2 separate regions of the Homo sapiens genome follow, and region 2 is linked to region 1. Evidence: chromatin contacts called from ENCODE Hi-C or POLR2A ChIA-PET data. All regions are on one chromosome and are shown on one strand. Each heading gives the region's core, a stretch centred on a gene start or an enhancer-like site at or near the end of the contact. The rest is flanking DNA. Distances are from core to core; before and after follow the strand shown. Region 1 has its middle 58 kb from the start of ST8SIA6. Region 2 overlaps STAM (signal transducing adaptor molecule).

Region 1 (2,842 bases), core at 106-2,605:
AAAAAAAAAAAGAAATGTAGTTACCAAACTATTAAAAATGTATTTGCAATGTAGCAATATAGGTGCTTCTTTATTGGCATCTGAACATAAGATTTAGTTATGTTAGTCTTGTGACTAGCAGAATTTCAAAGTAGTGAGTAGGTAGAAGTGATCTTCTGACATATCTGCAAATTGCTGTGATATGAAAATATATGTGATTTCAAGTGGTCATAAAACCACAGGTATTGCTAATACTGTTACAGTTTGTTACCAATATTTATAAGTGAAGAAAATGCTAGATTTCAGTGAACAGATAGTGAAAATAAAGATGTCATTTCCCCCTGATGCAAGTTTTATGATTGCCATATTAAAAACCATTGTTTTGGGTCGGGTGCAGTGGCTCATGCCTGTAATCCCAGCACTTTGGGAGGCCGAGGTGGGAGGATCACTTGAGGTCAGAAGATTGAGACCAGCCTGGCCAACATGATGTAAACCCCGTCTCTGCTAAAAATGCAAAAATTAGCCAAGTGTGGTGGGTCATGCCTGTAATCCCAGCTACTTGGGAGGCTGAGGCAGGAGAAAGGCTTGAACCCAGGAGGCAAAGGTTACATCAGTGAGCCAAGATTGTGCCACTGCACTCTAACCTGCTGAGCAACAGAGCAAGACTCTATCTCAAAAAAAAAAAAAAACCCCACAAAAAACAAACAAACAAAAAAACCTAAACCATTGTTTTAAAAGTTTCTAGACACTTCTCACTCAGATGGAGACCAAAAATCACCTTTGACAGTGACTTTTATTTTTCATTCTTGGAAGGATCACTTGTGTGGCCTCTGTCTACCCAGACACGGAGGTGCCTAACTGCTCTGTGGAGTGGATCATGCAATACTATTTGTTGTTTGACAAAGTCTCTGCTCTATAATCTTTAAAGTATTGGGTTTGGGGAAGTAGACAGGAGGGACATTCTTACACAGGGCTCCGGGAACCTCCAAGGAAACAGAGACCTCAATCTCTTCCCTTTGGAATTTAAGGGAGCTGTGGTTACAAGTACCGGCTCTGGAGTCCGCCTTCCTAGGTTCAAATCCTCCCGCCAGTTACAAGCTATGCTACCTAATCTCTTGATAGCTCCATTCCTTCATCAGAAAAATGTGGCAAAAGTTGAAAGGATTCCTATGAGAATTAAATGAACAAAGTACTTAGAACAGGCTTTTAAGTATTAATGTCATTACTGTTTCTGTTATTGAAGAACTGCTTTGAGAACTGAGGTGGTGCTGACTAATGTCTGAGGCTGGCTTGCATGGATACCAGGAATTTCCAAGACAGAACTCATATCAGGAAGGGATTGTCTGGGCTTGTGGCCAGGATCAACATAGGACCTTGCTTGTTGGTTTCAGGGCAACCTTTGGATGAGGCTGGAAATTGCTCCTGCTTCTGCTAGTCTGCATGGGCTTAGGGCACTGAGTAGGTGAATGCAAATAAAAGAACTATAGTCATAAGGGCCCTGCTGTGAAGTACCACAGAGAGAGGGATCTTTCTCCTTTTAAGAAACTTCACGGTCTGAGCAGTAGGATCATTGGAAACCAGAGTAGACAATGACACAGGGTCTTCAAGAAACTATCTGGCAGCAGCATTAAACAATGAAAATGAAAGTCAGGACTGATCAGATTCACAGTTTTCTCTCCTCTTGGAAAAACTTCCAGAATTCTTGGGGGCAATTCTGGGCAAGTGAGCACTTAAGTAATAAAATTAAAGATGTGTAATAAGCTTGTTTGTGTCTGAATGTGGCAAGATAGTCATGCTATTAAAAATATTCTTTAGATGGATATTATAATTATTTTAATTCTGTGAGTATATGTAGCCTTGGAAGTGGCACTAGGATTGGGGAATAAAGGAGAAAACCAATCTAGAATTTAAAAATATACTTGAGACTTGTTTTACAAGTAATTTGTATTAGCCCTTGTTTTAAAATATCACAAACCTTGGCTGGGTACAGTGGCTCACACCTGTAATCCCAGCACTTTGGGAGGCCAAAATGGGAGGATTGCTTGAGCCCAGGACTTCGAGACAAGCCTGGGCAACATAGTGAGACCACATCTCTTAAAAAAAAAAAAATTAGCCTGACGTGATGGTGCGTGCCTGTTGCCCCAGTTACTCAGGAGGCTGAAGTGGGAGGATTGCTTGAGCCCAGGAGGTTGAGGCTGCATGAGTTGTGATGGCACCACTACATTCCTGCCTGGGTGAGAGAGTGAGACCCTGTCTCAAAAATAAAAATAAGATAAAATAAATGCAAATCATTTTTTAGTTTTCTGCAGTAGTATTGATAATTCAAAGTTAATTCAACTTTTCCCCCTACAACTTCCAGAAACAGATGCAGAAATTCAAACCATAACAAATACTTTCTGAAGTGACAATGAGTCATATCAGAAGTGTGATGATCACGCAGATGGGCTGATATAACTCATGATCACCCATCCGGACTGTGGACGTTCTTGTTTTTCAAACGTATTTGAATGCGTTTGATAAAAGCTGTAAATTTCTGGCTAGTCTGTAAATTGCAAGCATTCTCTTTGGGGCTTACATGTCTACTTCCCTTAGCTGGGATCAGCGACTTCTCTTGGGCCTTTCCTCCAGCAGGCTGGGTCCCCTCTCTGTACAGAAGTTAAAAGGATGTTGTCAAGCACAGAAAGGTAAAGTACGTGGAGAAGCAAGAGACTGAGGTTCTTGTCTTCTCTCCACCATTTAGTGGCCACGCAATCTGGATAAGTCACTTAACCTTACTGGATAAAAAATGCCTTCGCTACCGAAGATGGGAACTGGACCAAATAATCCCTTAGGCTCACTGCAAAACAGCAATACTTCTATCCAG
Region 2 (2,911 bases), core at 359-2,858, 160 kb before region 1:
TGATATTTTGAGTTTTCTAGACCATGTAACACTAAGGTATATTTCAGTCAAACAAAACACAATGTAACATAACGTATGGGGAGAGAGGAATCACCAAAAACTTTAATGTAAGATTGGTATGTCTTGATTCATAATTTTAACCTTCAAATATAACTGCTCATACAAGCACCTAAGCACACAGCACAGTGAAGGTAGAAAAAAACATAAAATGGGAAGTAAAGAAATCTGACTTCTAATTTTGCCTCTGCTCACTCGTTTTAGACAAGTCACATTAAAAATCTCAGGGCTTTAGTTTTCTCATCTGCAAAACAAGCACAACAGTCATCAGAATTCTATAAGTCTCATTCTATAAAATATACGATGTTTTTAAGACTTAGTAAAATAAAAAAGTAAAATCATTGTCTAGGCAAGTAAAGATAGAAAAATCAGCTCGCATCGGATCCCATTCCCTATTGCCTAGTCAACAACTTGACTTCTGTTGTTATCCCAATTCTCTCCTGAATCATCATCTCAATTTCCCCCTCAAAGTGCATCATTCTCTTCCAGATACACAGATGCTATAATCCCGTCTACCCTTTAAGAAGGGAAATTCCCAGCTGGGCGCAGTGGCTCACGCCTGTGATCCCAGCACTTTGGGAGGCCGAGATGGGCGGATCACGAAGTCAGGAGATCGAGACCATCCTGGCTAACATGGTGAAACCACGTGTCTACTAAAAATACAAAAAAAAAAAAAAAAAAAGAAAAGAAAAGAATTGGCCGGGCATAGGGCATAGGGGCGGGTGCCTGTAGTCCCAGCTACTGGGGAGGCTGAGGCAGGAGAACGGTGTGAACCTGGGAGGCGGCATTTGCGGTGAGCTGAGATTGCGCCACTGCACTACAGCCTGGGTGACAGAGCGAGACTCCATCTCAGAAAAAAAAAAAAAGAAAGAAAGAAAAAGAAGGGAAATTCCCAATCAGTGAAAGAAAAACCCCACTGAAACAGCAGCAAAAAGGACAAAATACCTCAGACGAAACATTACAAAAAATGTACAAGACTTTTAAGAGGAAAACTTAAAAACACTACTAAAGGTTATAAACAAAAAGAGATGCTATGTTCTCGGATAGGAAGATTTAATATCATAAAGACATAAATTTGTTAATTTAAAACTAGGCCAATTTAAACAGAAAGTTTTGTTTTTAACCCAGCCAACTCAATTTGAAAGTTTATTTAATGAGAGTAGGAAGGGGAAAGAATATCTAAAACAACATTTCCGGAAAAAAAAAAAAAAACCTCAAGACCATATCCTACCAAATGTCAAAACATATTAATAATTAAAACCATGTGGTAGCAGAATGTGTTTAGACACATACCAACGGGTCAAAAGAGAAAAACAGACTTAAATACATATGCAAATATAATATATAAAAGAAATATTTCAAATCAGAAGAAAAAAAGATGGACGATTCAGTAAATGGTGTTGGGATATTTGGTAGCCAAATAGAAAAGAATAAAGTTAGAACCATACTTCATACTGCCTAACAGGATAAATTCCAAATAGATCAAAGACTTGAATGTAAAAAACAAAACCATACTGAGACTGTGGGGACAGTCTGGTGGCTTCTAACAAAGATAAACAGTCTTACCATATGATCTAGCAATCATGTTCTCACATATTTACCCAACTGAACTTAAAACGATGTCAACACAAAAGGCTGCAAATTCATGTTTATAGCAGCTTTATTAAAAATCACCAAAACTGGGAGCCAACAAGATGTCCTTCAGTAGGTTAATAAACAAACTGTAGAACATCCATATAATGGAAGAGTATTCAGCAATAAGAAGAAATGAACTACTGAGCCACGAAAAGGCACGTAGGAACCTTAAATGCATACTGGTAAGTGAAAGATGCCAGTCTGAAAAGGCTATATAGTCTACGATCCCAATTACACAACATTTGGAAAAGATAAACTTGTAAACAGTAAAAAGATCAGTGGCTGTTTAAAGTGCAAAGAGAGGAAGGAAAGGAATGAACAGATGGAGCACAGGTCATTTTAAGGTGATAAAACTATTCAGCATGGTACTGTAATGACAGATACGTGGCATTACACAATGGTAGACACATGTCATTATATACACTGTCAAAACCCATTGACCTGTACAAAACAAAGTGTACCTTAATGCAAACTATGGACTTTAGTTAATAGTAATGTATCAATATTGGTTCATATCTTGTAACAAATATATACACTAATGAAATATGTGAATAATTGGGGAAATTGTGTCGGAGTTGACCTCTGTACTATCTGTTCAATATGCATTATGCTAAGCAATGTGCATTCATTTCCCTTGCCTCTTCCAAACCACTCTCCCTCTTTCCTAAAACTGCCCAGCTCCAATCACGTCAGTCCCCTCATGTTGCAGTTTATTTAAAAATCTCAAATGCCCCTTCACCTGTCAATTATTTTAGCTACTGGATCACTGCCTCTCTCTCCAACATCACTCCTGTCCTAATTCTTGGAGCTTTTAATAACAGTGTAAGTGATGCTTTCAACACTTTGGCTTTTCAACTTCTATCACATCTTATTAACTCCGATGGACCTTGGAGTCATCAGACCTTGTCATTACCAATAACTGAAAACCCTCTATAGTTTTAATTTAAAGGATCCTACCTTCCAACCATCATCTTCTATTTTTCTAACTCACTCTGAAACCCAGCTCTGCGCTCATTCAGGGCAACTGACTTCTGCTCCAGCTACTCTGTAACTTTCAAGTTCTTAGAAGGCATCAAGTTTTCTCTACCTTGTAGCATTCAGCATTCACCTACAGACTATTGCTTCTTTCTGGGATGCAGTGCTTTGAACTCTGTCTCTTTTCAACATTAAAATTATAGCATAAACGTAACCCCCTCATACCAGTCTACCTTTTTATTTT

What was found. Hi-C counts contacts between places; a loop is a spot of excess contacts on that map. ChIA-PET counts read pairs that join two places held with the same protein, here RNA polymerase II (POLR2A). Pooled maps may share reads with other maps.
Region 2: a loop to region 1 is called in a pooled map, with 10 times the contacts of the local background. The contact joins two enhancer-like sites. A Hi-C loop is called at or near these places in 5 of 37 single-sample maps with no recorded cell type and 7 of 50 pooled maps. POLR2A ChIA-PET finds 5 or more read pairs at or near these places in 1 of 52 experiments (activated CD4-positive, alpha-beta T cell).

What each region holds. Positions count from the first base shown.
Region 1 is chr10:17,511,089-17,513,930 of GRCh38, reverse strand. No RefSeq gene overlaps it. Among named protein-coding and RNA genes, the nearest start is that of ST8SIA6, 58 kb to the right of the region's middle. Within about 2 kb of position 1,355, at least 11 of the 41 ENCODE cell types and tissues checked have a DNase peak (open chromatin) inside an H3K27ac peak, as active enhancers do.
Region 2 is chr10:17,667,713-17,670,623 of GRCh38, reverse strand. The region is part of intron 2 of STAM (signal transducing adaptor molecule); the gene reads right to left. Among named protein-coding and RNA genes, the nearest start is that of STAM, 25 kb to the right of the region's middle. Within about 2 kb of position 1,608, at least 3 of the 41 ENCODE cell types and tissues checked have a DNase peak (open chromatin) inside an H3K27ac peak, as active enhancers do.